Regions from separate parts of the Mus musculus genome. Here region 2 is linked to region 1. Evidence: chromatin contacts called from ENCODE Hi-C or POLR2A ChIA-PET data. All regions are on one chromosome and are shown on one strand. The core of a region is the stretch at or near the end of the contact, and the rest is flanking DNA. Distances in the headings are between cores, read along the strand shown. Region 1 overlaps Gramd1b (GRAM domain containing 1B). Region 2 holds the start of Gramd1b (GRAM domain containing 1B).

The links. Hi-C counts contacts between places; a loop is a spot of excess contacts on that map. ChIA-PET counts read pairs that join two places held with the same protein, here RNA polymerase II (POLR2A).
Region 2: a loop to region 1 is called in a map of heart, with 2.7 times the contacts of the local background. The contact joins the promoter of Gramd1b here to the enhancer-like site in region 1. A Hi-C loop is called at or near these places in 15 of 37 maps with a recorded cell type or tissue (T-helper 1 cell, T-helper 17 cell, T-helper 2 cell and 4 more). POLR2A ChIA-PET finds 5 or more read pairs at or near these places in 2 of 5 experiments (both embryonic stem cell).

The regions. Positions count from the first base shown.
Region 1 is chr9:40,417,046-40,422,480 of GRCm38, reverse strand. The region is part of intron 1 of Gramd1b (GRAM domain containing 1B); the gene reads left to right. It overlaps Gm51668 (a long non-coding RNA gene), which reads right to left. Exons shown (of 3, transcript XR_003948127.1): 1 at 4,985-5,435. Among named protein-coding and RNA genes, the nearest start is that of Gm51668, 2.8 kb to the right of the region's middle. Within about 2 kb of position 1,665, at least 1 of the 3 ENCODE cell types and tissues checked has a DNase peak (open chromatin) inside an H3K27ac peak, as active enhancers do; it is heart, where a contact is called at or near this core.
Region 2 is chr9:40,453,271-40,458,885 of GRCm38, reverse strand. It overlaps Gramd1b (GRAM domain containing 1B), which reads left to right and starts at 3,122. Exons shown (of 20, transcript NM_172768.2): 1 at 3,122-3,592. The coding sequence starts at 3,216.

The DNA of each region.
Region 1 (5,435 bases), core at 416-2,915:
GAGTCTTTCTGAACGGGCTGGTGGGATAAGCGTGCCCTTTCACCACCCGGCAGTGTTAGGCACTTAAAATGGAAAGAAATGACAATTAAAATGGGCCTTTCACTTTCAAATGATTATTAGTTATAGTAGAAGATACAGTGAAGTGAAGTGATTATCATGTATATTTTTTGAGACACAGTTTTGTTGTGTAGCCCTGGCTACCCTCAAACTAGAGTTCTTCCTGCCCCTGCTTCCCAAGTGCTGGGATTACAGACGTGTGACACCATGTTTGTCTGTGAAGCAAATTATTTATTAGAATCCATCTAAGCATGCCAACCTCGAAAAAGGCCATTTCAGGATGACACATACTAGAATGTAGGCGATAGCCATCCGGAAGACTTCTTTCCTGAAGATTTTAATTTGGATGAATAATGGAAGACATAATATCTACATACATAGTGTGTCTACTCAGTGCCAGCCTGTCTTGGGAGTTTTAGTTGAACTCCTGTAACACTCCAATAATGTGGATGCTATTTTGTAATATGGAATATCTTTTTTTCCCTTTTTTTAAATTAAGTATTTTCTTCATTTACATTTCAAATGCTATCCCAAAAGTCCCCTATACCCTCCGCCCCAACTCCCCTACCCACCCACTCCCACTTCTTGGCCCTGGTGTTCCCCTGTACTGAGGCATATAAAGTTTGCAAGTCCAATGGGCCTCTCTTTCCAGTGATGGTCTTCTATAACATATGCAGCTAGAGACACGAGCTCTGGGGGTACTGATTTGTTCATATTGTTGGTCCACCTATAGGATTGCAGACCCCTTCAGCTCTTGGGTACTTTCTCTTGCTCTTATATTGGGGGCCCTGCGTTCCAGCCAATAGCAGACTGTGAGCATCCACTTCTGTGTTTGCCAGGCACCGGCAGAGCCTCACAGGAGATAGCTATATCAGGGTCCTTTCAGCAAAATCTTGCTGGCGTATGCAATGGTGTCAGCATTTGGAGGCTGATTATGGGATGGATTCCCAGGTGTGGCAGTCTCTAGATGGTCCATCCTTTCGTCTCAGCTCCAAACTTTGTCTCTGTAACTCCTGTGGAATATCTTCTAAGGATTGAAATTGAGTGTACTAAGTGGTCCTCCACAGAGTTAAGATAGAAGCAGCCAAACACTAGAACCTGGGGCTCAATCCTTAGGCCAGCGTTGCCCCGGGACAGGGATCACTGGGTATACTGAGCAAAAGGAAGAAATAGAGTGAGTTTGGTACAGGTCAGAGGAGTAAACTCAAAGGCGGGGACACGAAGCATGGGTGGAGTGGAGCTACAGGTAAGGAGATGAGGTCGCTGCAGAGTGACACAGCAGTCAAGCTCGGAGTTGTTATTGTTAAGATAAGAGTGTGACCTTTGCTCCAAAATTATGTGAAGCCCCAAGTGTGTGTGCGCGTGTGAGTGTGCGTGTGAGTGTCCAAGCATGTGCACATTAGGCAAAGCTCTCTAACCACTGAACTCTGTCCCTGGGCTAGTCCCAGGATTTTCAGCCAGGGAATGGCCTGCGGCAATGGAATCACCCTTGTCCGGGATATCACTGTCTTTGTGGAGGGTAGGCTGGAAAGGGGCCCAGACTGGCAACAGGAAAAGCAGTTGAGAGCCCATTAAAGTAATCTGGGTGTAGAGTGCTGCGAGACAGGTCTGAGCAGCTGGGTGAGTGACGAGTAGACCATGGGGATCTGGGAGACAGAGGGAAGTGGAGTCCGCCAGCCTTGATCTCATAGTGAAATACAAAGAAAGGAGGAGAGACCCTGAGGTCAGCGATGGACCTGCCCACCACAGAGTCCTGTTCCAGGTTAAGAGAACCCTGTAAGATACGATAATAGATACAAGGGTTGTGGCCATTCATTGGGTGTTCGTTTACTGATTAGCAATCCTTTTGTTAATGTGTATACATTATCAGGTCCTACAGTCTTTGTAAGGAGCCTTTTCACTTTGGTCTGAACAGGCAGGCCATGGGAATCGAGAGAGGACTTAGCTTGCTTCTCTGAGTTGCTCAGAACACAAGCGGCAGAGCGAGAATGTCAATCCTTGGTTGAGCTGGAAACTTCTTACACTAGTGCTGCCCAGTAATACTCTCTGAGAAAATGCAAACCTTCTGGCTGCCCAATACAGAAGCCACTTCTTATGGATAGTGAATACCTAAAGGGCAGCTAAGGACTGCATTTCTCATTCAGTGAAAGTCACACAATATGTGACTGGTGGCTACTGTCAACTCAGCTATCTGCTCTGCCATCTTTGGGTGTTCTCTGTATTATCTGTCATAAACAGGTGAAGGTCACCCCCTACCCAGATGGACTGCAATGGATTTTCTAGTTGCTTTTAATATTTAAATTATATTCACTCATTTATTTATTTGGTTCTTGGGGCAGGGTTTCTCTCTTTAAGATTTATTTATTTATTAATGTATATGGGTGTTTTGTCTGCGCATATACCTCAGCACCACCTGGATGCCTCATGCCAGCAGAAGCCAGAAAAGTGTATCAGGTTTCCTGAAACTGGAGTTACAGATGGTTGTGAGCACCATGTGAGTGCATGTTAAAGCACCCATTTTATTTTTTTAATTTTTTAAAAAAGGAATTATTTATTTACGTTTATGACTATACTGTAGCTGTCTTCAGACACACCAGAAGAGGGCATCAGATCTCATTATTGATGGTCGTGAGCCACCATGTGATTGCTGGGAATTGAGCACAGGTCCTCTGGAAGAGCAATCTGTGCTCTTAACCGCGGAACCATCCCTCTATCCCCCAAGCACCCAGTTTATTATGCTTTGACAAAGATTTAACAGCCAAAGAGCAGTGCCAATAGCCATGAAGAAAAGTTAAAATAAGATTTGAAGGAGACCTGCCCCGCCCCCGCCTCCGCCTCCGCCTCCGCCCCCGCCCCCTCCCCCTTTAAAGAACAAACATGGAACCTGAGCCCAGTGCTGCCTATAATTTCTGCTATGCAGGAGGCGGAGACAGAAGAATCTGGAGTTTGAGGCCAGCCTGTGCTACATAGTGAGATTCTGTTTAAACAACATAAAACACAGCTAGGCATGATGACTCACACCTGTAATCCCAGCATTGTAGAAGCAGAGTTAAGCGGACCCTTGCAACTTTGAGGCCAGCCTGGGCTACTTAGTTAAATTCCAGACGGCCGGGACTACAAAACAACACTGTCTCAAATTGAGCAAAGCAAACCCAAATCAAACGAAGCACAGACACCACGGGCATGTTTAGAGGTAGACAAAATCTTTAACAGAAAAGTGCTTGTGGATTTTGGTGAGTGAGGAAAATATTGAGCTGCATTCTGAACACACTCTAAATCTCTGTCCAGCTACCTCTCTTACTGCAGGTTCCCATGGAAGCCGTTAAACAGAAGCGAGCCTCCCAAGCTGGTAGGCAGGTTGGCAGTTTTCTCGCAACCTGTGCTTTTTCTAAGTACTATTTGAGACTATTAGGTGTGTTGTGTAAGAAGCTGGCAGTCTGTCACCATGTCCCAATCACATCTGTGTACTTATGTCTATTATTAGACTTTCCCATACTTGCTCGCCAGGTGACAAACAGAAACTGATTTTCTTTATTCTCCACTTCTCTGTTAACTCCGATCTCTTCCTGAATATGCCTTACCTACTTAAACTGAGATTGTAAACTCTGGCATCATTTCTGTGTGGAAATGTCATGCAGCATGCAGATGTAGTTATCTCTTGCAGTTGTGATGGTGATGGCTCTACAGGGGCTCTTCTTGGTTTTTGTGTCATTGAGCATCTCTCTTGGTGTTGAGTGAGGGGACTCAATGGCTATGCAAAGGCGCCTGCCGCCAACCCTGAGTTCCTGAGTTCAATCCATAGGCCCCACATGGTGGAAGGAGAGAACTGATTCTTACAAGCAGTTCTCTGACTTCCACACACATGCTGTGACACGGGTGCATATTCCCACCCAAAAGAAAATAAAAAAAGAATTTCCTCTGTATGGATAGTATGGCTCAACAATAGAGTGTTTGCCTGGCGTGCTTTTGGCCCTAGTTTTAACTCCAATACCGCAAAGACACCAGCATAACATGACAAACAAGAACAGACAACAAATATCTTATGAGTCTCTTATCACCTTGTGAACCTTGGCTGTTTCAACGTATCCATTGGGTCAGCCAACTGTGGCTATTCAGTACAATTGGTATTCAGCACCTGCCGCAGCCTCTGCCTTTTCTAAATCTCACTGCGCTCTCTTCGGCAAGTGTTGTCGTGCACATCTGACCTTTCAGGAAAAATGTAAATCCCATCTCCCCCTGCTAAGTGGGAGAGTTGAGACTAGAACTTGAGTCTTTGTGTTTCGGGGGACGATGATTGTATTCCTCAAAAATTAATCCCCAGCTCTATAAATTGAGGATTAAGTAGTGACTAAACACAGTAAGTCTCCGTTTCATGAGGAATTAGGCTAGGAGAGGATTAAGTGAGCTTGGCCTGGGGGTTATAAGGCCAAAAAGCAGCAAAGGCAGGGAAAGCTCAGGCTTGTCTGTTCCTACCGCATCCACAGTTCAAGAGAATTTTTTTCTCCTTGTTTATTAATGAAAGACAGCTGTAACTGTCGCTTGCAGGGTTTTAAAATTCCCAATTAGCATGAGATAATTGTTGTTAGTGCAGCAGTCGGCAGATTATTGCCAAAAGCGGAGAAATAGGCACTTTGGTCTCTCCAGTCTTGGTGTGGGTGGCTCCCATCACGGTTGAGGAGTACTGAGTTTCATCTTGCAAGCCTTGTGACAGCTTGGGCCCACCTGAATCTCAAACTTTAGTTTAGAGATTTAGTGCATCATTGCCTGGGAGAGGAAGAGCTAACTGTCCTCAGGAGATGCCCTTCCAGGAAAGGGGCTGGGCACAGTGGCCACATGTGCCTGGGGTCCCATGTGCTACTGGGAAGCTGGAAGCCTGGAAGTTCAAGCCCAAGGGGTGATGAGTTCAAGGTCAATCTAGGAAACTTACTGGTGCTGTCTCAAGATAAAAGAAGGCCCAGGCCTCAGTGGGAGAGGACTTTCCAACACAGGAAAGACCCCGGGCTCCATCCCCAGAGCTGCAAAAATAAAAGAAGACATTAAACTAAATAAAATATTGAAAGGATACCAGGTTCCATCTCCATCAGATGGAACAAGTGCATCTTCTTATGGCTTATGAGGTTGGCCGGTGTTTTCTACCTGTGTGTCTGGTCCTTGGGGTGGGGAGGAAGATGGTAGTTCAGTGGACTCAAGGGACTCTGTCCAGCATGCATTTCAGAGTTTCCCCACCATGGCCTGCCTTCTGGAGCATGCTTCGTGAATTACTGTGCATTTCCCCCCAGCCCTTCCCCCCAGGGTTGTGTTAATGGGACTATCTGGGACACACCTCTGCAGTACTAGGCACATGGGGAACAGCACTGGGAGTCTGCTGGTTCCCTCAG
Region 2 (5,615 bases), core at 1,873-4,372, 35 kb before region 1:
GTCTCTAGGAAGGTATAATGTGATGTATTAAAACCTTTCTGTAAGCTCTAAAGGTCACATGCCAATCAAGAGCATATTGGAAGGGTTCAGAGGAAGAGACTTTTGGCTCTTTCTGAGGAGCTTAGAGGGGACATCTGCTGGCAGCTGCAACTATCTGTGCTCCAAAGTAAACAGAGACAGCTGTGGTGGCGGGCAGTGAGGTTTTGATTTTCTTTTTGTTAGTTTGTATTTGTTCCCCCTCCCCTGTGTGTGTGTGTGTGTGTGTGTGTGTGTGTGTGTGTGTGTGTGTGAGCACACTAGTGCAAAAGAGAGAGACAGAGACAGAGACAGAGACAGAGACAGAGACAGAAACAGAGAGGCCTAGCTCAGGCTGCCCTCAGACTTGCTTTGTAAGTGAGGATAAACTTGAACTCCTAATTTTGACTGGGGATTTGATGAGTGAAAAGGTTAAAGCTTTAAGGAAAAAAAAAAAAAAACGAGGCTCCAGGCAGAAGTGAGCGAAGGAGAGGATCAGGCAGGGATGAGGGATGCTCCTGGAATCTGCATGTGAGAACCTTTTAGATTTGGTCCAGCCGAGGTTTTACCTTAGACCAGAGGAAATGTAAGCAGTAATTCTCCACCACTTCTGTGCCTGAAGCTTAGATTAAATATTAGAGGATTTTAGGTCCAGACTCGTGGGCGGGACACCTGTCTGAAGTGCACTGGAGGAAGAAGCTGGTGGTTCATCTTCATTTTGAGGCTATGAATTTAAATTGAGAAGGCCTATGGCAAGTGTGTGTGTGTGTGTGTGTGTGTGTGTGTGTGTGTGTGTGTGTGTGTGTTGTACCTTTTCTTTCTTCAAAGAATAACTGGTAATGCCCTGTTTTCCTTGAGCAAGAGAGACTCTGATCCCTTATATCAACAGCGCATCTAAGAGGCAGGTTCTCTGGGAAGCTGTCAGACCCTCCTGCAAAGCCCTCCTCCACGGAAAGGATCTAAGACAGTGAACAAACTATGTAGATCCCTGACCGACTCTGAAGTTAAGAGACACCGACCATCCTCCTGGTCCAAGCCGGAAGAGCTTTTCAGGTCTTTGCCAGGCCTGACACCTGATGACTAGAGCTTTCTCCTTTCTCTGCCACCGGGAGTTAAAATAGAGTGATAGTGAATCATGTGCAAGCCAGCAGCCGGATGTGAAGGGTCAGGAAAGGGACTGATACTCTGACATCGCTTAGGGTGAACCGGACCTTGGCCCTTCACCAGATGCACTTCCTTTTTATTCACAGCCTCAAGGAGGTTGCATAATGAATGGCAGGATGTCTTAGCTTCCCATGTGTCAATGCAGGACATGACAGACAGCTGTTACCTCAGATGTCTTATTGACCTGTAGGGGTATATGCTATTTTAAAGTGGATTTTTTTTTCTCTTTCTCTCTCTCTGACTAGCCCTGGCTGTTCTTGAGCTCCCTCTGTGGACCAGGCTGGCCTCGAACTCACGGGGATTTGCCTGCCTCTACCTCTTGAGTGCTAGAACTAAAGGTGTGTGCTACCACCACCACCAGGCCTGAAGTGGATTCTTATGACCTTTAGGGATGTGATTTTTATTCATCCAAAGGGAAACTGGACTAACAAATACCGGCAAAGAGAATGGGCCAGATTGTGGGCCATGTATTGGGGTCTTTGTTATTCCTTTCGGTCTCCCACTGAAGAGGCAAATTCCTTGTTTGGGGTGGGGGTCGTTGAGTGTTAAACTTGTACCCCAGCAAGCTCAGTCCAACACAGAATGTCTTCCTAAAGCAGATCACTTCTACATCCCACCTCTCAGGGTTCACCTGCCTCTAGCACACTGATATACTTGGCAGGACTAGTCCATATTTCTGTTCAGAGGTCTGAGGCCACAGTAAACGGTGTGACCCAACCCATTCCCCAGCAAGATGAAGCAGCATCACACAGTCTCAGGAATGTCCAAGGATGCACTTGACTCCCTGGAGTCTCTGAGGGTGGTGCACCGGCTAACTTCTCTCAGCCTCTTTGCCTTTCACTTATAATCGGGCTATAGTTTTGGCCAGGCCACACACCATGTATCCAGTATCTTTCCCTTAATGGTCCTGTGTGTCCTGTGTCTTTCCACCCTATCGTGTGTCTTTGTGTCCGTGTCTGGTGTCCTCAGCTTATTCTACAGAACTGTCTTTTCTTCCCAGCTTGCCATTTTGGAAGCAGCCTCCAGGAACTTTCCATTTTCCTTCTGATTATGTATGCCCTGTCTTCCTGGTCAGCACTCCAAACAACTCGGAGAACGCGCATTTCTTAGGAGAGAGATTTGGCTGAAAAGTCACCCAGTTTTCCTTCAACCCTGTATCTTGGGTGGTCTGCGAGGGAGGGCTAAATCCATTGATTCCCCTCCCCCAGGGGAAAAAAAAACAGGGAGTTTGCTAACCAGAGCTGCTTAGCCAATCGTTGCCTTGAGAAAGTTTGGATTGTGCTCCTATTTCATTAGGCTGATTGGAGCAGCCTTGACTCGGAGGTATAGTCCCTCCCCAAGGGATTCCGTGTACAGTTACAAGGCTGTCGCTGGCTGTCGCTGCCTGTGCGTGTCCTTTCAGGCTAGCAACCCACTCCCTCCTCAGCCCCCACCCCCCTCCACCTACTCCACCTTTTTTTGTTTTTATCTAGTGTCTCCCTTGCTCTCTCTCTCTCTCTCTCTCTCTTTCCTCTCCCTCCTACCACCGCCTCTTCTTCCAGTCCTCCACTCTCCTGCAGCGCCAAGCCGGCTCCCCAACGCAGTCGGCTGAACGCAAACCACTGAGAGTTTGCTGCGCAGTTCCCTGGGGTCCGGGGCCGCCGAGTCCCGCTAAGGCAAAGACACCGGCAGAGAGAGCAAGCGAGCAAGCGGGCGCAGCGGAAGACAAACACACGGGCACGCGAAGGGGAGCCCCAGGAGGGCAGCCGGGTGGCAAAGCTTGGCAGGCGACTGTCACTGCGTCCCGGGTCGCCTCTTCCCTCGTCGGACTGAGCGAGGAAGCGCGCTTCTTAAAGTTCTAGACCGCAGGAGGCGGCGTCCCCTTCAGTCCCCTCCTCGCGGCGCTCCAGGAAAAGGAACTTGATCTACTGGCAGGCTCGAGCCTCCCGCTGAACGTGAGAGGGGATAGTGCCACGGGCCCCAGGGTAGGGAGCCGAGAGAGGAAGCCTCGAGCCAGGCTGCAGGCGGAGGGCACGGAGCAGCGGCCAGGGACCCCGATGCCGGCGGCCAACATGATGGAGAACCTGCAGCTGCCCGCCCTGCAGGTGCCAGAACCTCAGGGCGCACCCGAGGGCAGCGCGGTGTGGTCCAGCTCGTCCACCCCCACGCTTCGCCGCCGGCGCTTTAAGATGCGCCGGATGAAGAACGTGCAGGAGCAGAGCCTGGAGGCGGGGTTGGTAGCCCCGGACCTACCCGGCGTCCTGGCCCCCGGCAAGGAGTTCCTGCAACTGCCGTCCATTGAGATTACGCCCTCCAGCGACGAGGACACCCCGTGGTCCAACTGCTCCACACCCAGTGCGTCCCCGCGCCGAAAACGCTTCCTGCTCCGCAAGTGGCTGAGGGTGAGGGAGCGGAAAGAATGCAGTGAAAGCAGGTAGGTTCCAGTTTCTCTCCAGCAGTCTTCCCCTGAACCTCTCGCCCCTCCCCAGGGCGGTCTAGGACCCTAGGGCATTCTGGTGGAAACTTCCGGGATCAAAGAAGGAGCTTATCGCGTCACCTTGGCGTCTTCAGGCACTGCCAGGGCACCAGGGCTACCACACAGCCTAGAACTAGGGACTTTACATTACTTGATGTGTTTGACATAGGTTCATGCTGCGTTTCATTTCTTGACCCTCACAGCAAAATGGCCAATACAGTGTTATCTTTTATTATCTCTTAAGCCCTTACTGTGCGCAGACTACTGTCTGTGGTGAGGGCTTCACCTGAGGATGGAATTTGGAGAAATTAGGTAGATAGTATTAGGCTATGATTCCATTGTACAGGTGGAGGTGTCGGGAGACTAGTGACAGAAGTTTAAGTGACGCCTCCACATGGACTTCCGAATCCCATTTCACTTTTTGTCATTTTCTTTTTCCTACACTACCCTGCTGGTACAGGTCCATGTTGCCTATGGAGAGGTGACGTATTCACATTTTCTACCACATCACGGACACATCTCACGATCGATCACCGTGCCAGCTTCAGTTTTGCTAGGGAGATGTTTGCTGTTCACATTCAAGAACTAGCATGAAGCTCACAGGGTAATGTGTGTGTGTGTTGCTTCAGGAAGTTGCCCATGGTGGCATGGAGTCCCCGCTACTCATGGATACCATGTCCCCTCTTCAATTTACTTCTGGACTCGGGGTATGACCATTAGCAGAGGTCTGTACTATTAGAGGGGGCGGGGTGTTGCTGTTATTGCTGCTGGTGGTAACTAATGGGAGTTCATTCACCCTATCATTTCACTTTCGTTCATTATCACTTATTGAGTGGGTCTCAAAAGCTCAAAAGTGACACCAGCAAGTGTGGGGATCTTGAGGGGGTCTCCAGGGTATGAAGGGGTGTGGAAGCTAAGCTTGATAGGACACTTTTAAAAAGTTTGCCTAGCATACAGGTGCCCCTAGCACTTCCAACATAAAATAAATAAATAAAGCTGTGTGGCACCTGCTTGTAGGCCTAGAACTCAGGAAGAAGAGGAGGAGGATCCTTGGGGTCTGAGATACATGGAGGTTACACGGAAAGGTTGACCTCTTAAAAACCCCAAACCTAAATGAAACCAAGCCAAGCCAAGCCAAATCCGAACCAACTAACCATATAACGGAAGCAGCTGAGACATGCGAGTTTCATTCACACGGAAGTGATGGAGCCATTGGAAGATTTACACTCTGTCATCTGTAGTCACTGTACAAGAAAAGGTAACCTTGGAGATGTAGGAAAAGGCCGAGGAGAGAGGGGCTCAAATGATGACAAATGAAGCTAGGAAAAAAAACAAAACAAAAGAAAACAGTGACATGAGCATGAGGTCAGGTGCATATGATGGACTTAGGGAACAACGTGGCCAGAATCAACAGAAACAAGCATGTGATGTGTCTTTGTGGAGGTACTGAGGGCCTGGGCTGGGGTAAGCAGGAGGTCTTTCCTGATTGCAATGGCTGCACATGTTCTCCCAGCTATGGACCTTGGGGGCAACAGGTTTTTCTCTTCAGGCACGCCACCCTGTTTCCCTTTTGACAGGGCAAGGGAAAGTGAGGACTGGTGGGGGCTAATCTCAAACTAAACTGTGACTCAGGTACTTTTCCCTCAAATGTGAGAGACCCTGAAAGAGGCACAAGTACAGACAACAACATGGAGATAGTCTTGCACTGCTGGGTAATGGAGGCTGGTGGAACCGAGGAAATGTAAGGAAAATGGTTCTGATCTTGAGAGTTGTTTAAAGGTATGGTAGGATAGTTTTTGTTGTTGTTGAAGTGGGGAGGATGGTATTGGAAAGAGGAAGTTTATTTTACCTCCTGAGTATGACTTAAGACAGTTCTTTTATGTGCTTGTTTATTGGGTTGGAAGAAAATGAGCATCTGCTCATCCTCTGGTATCCATGGAGGCTGGGCTCATCCTCTGGTATCCATGGAGACTGGAGGTTG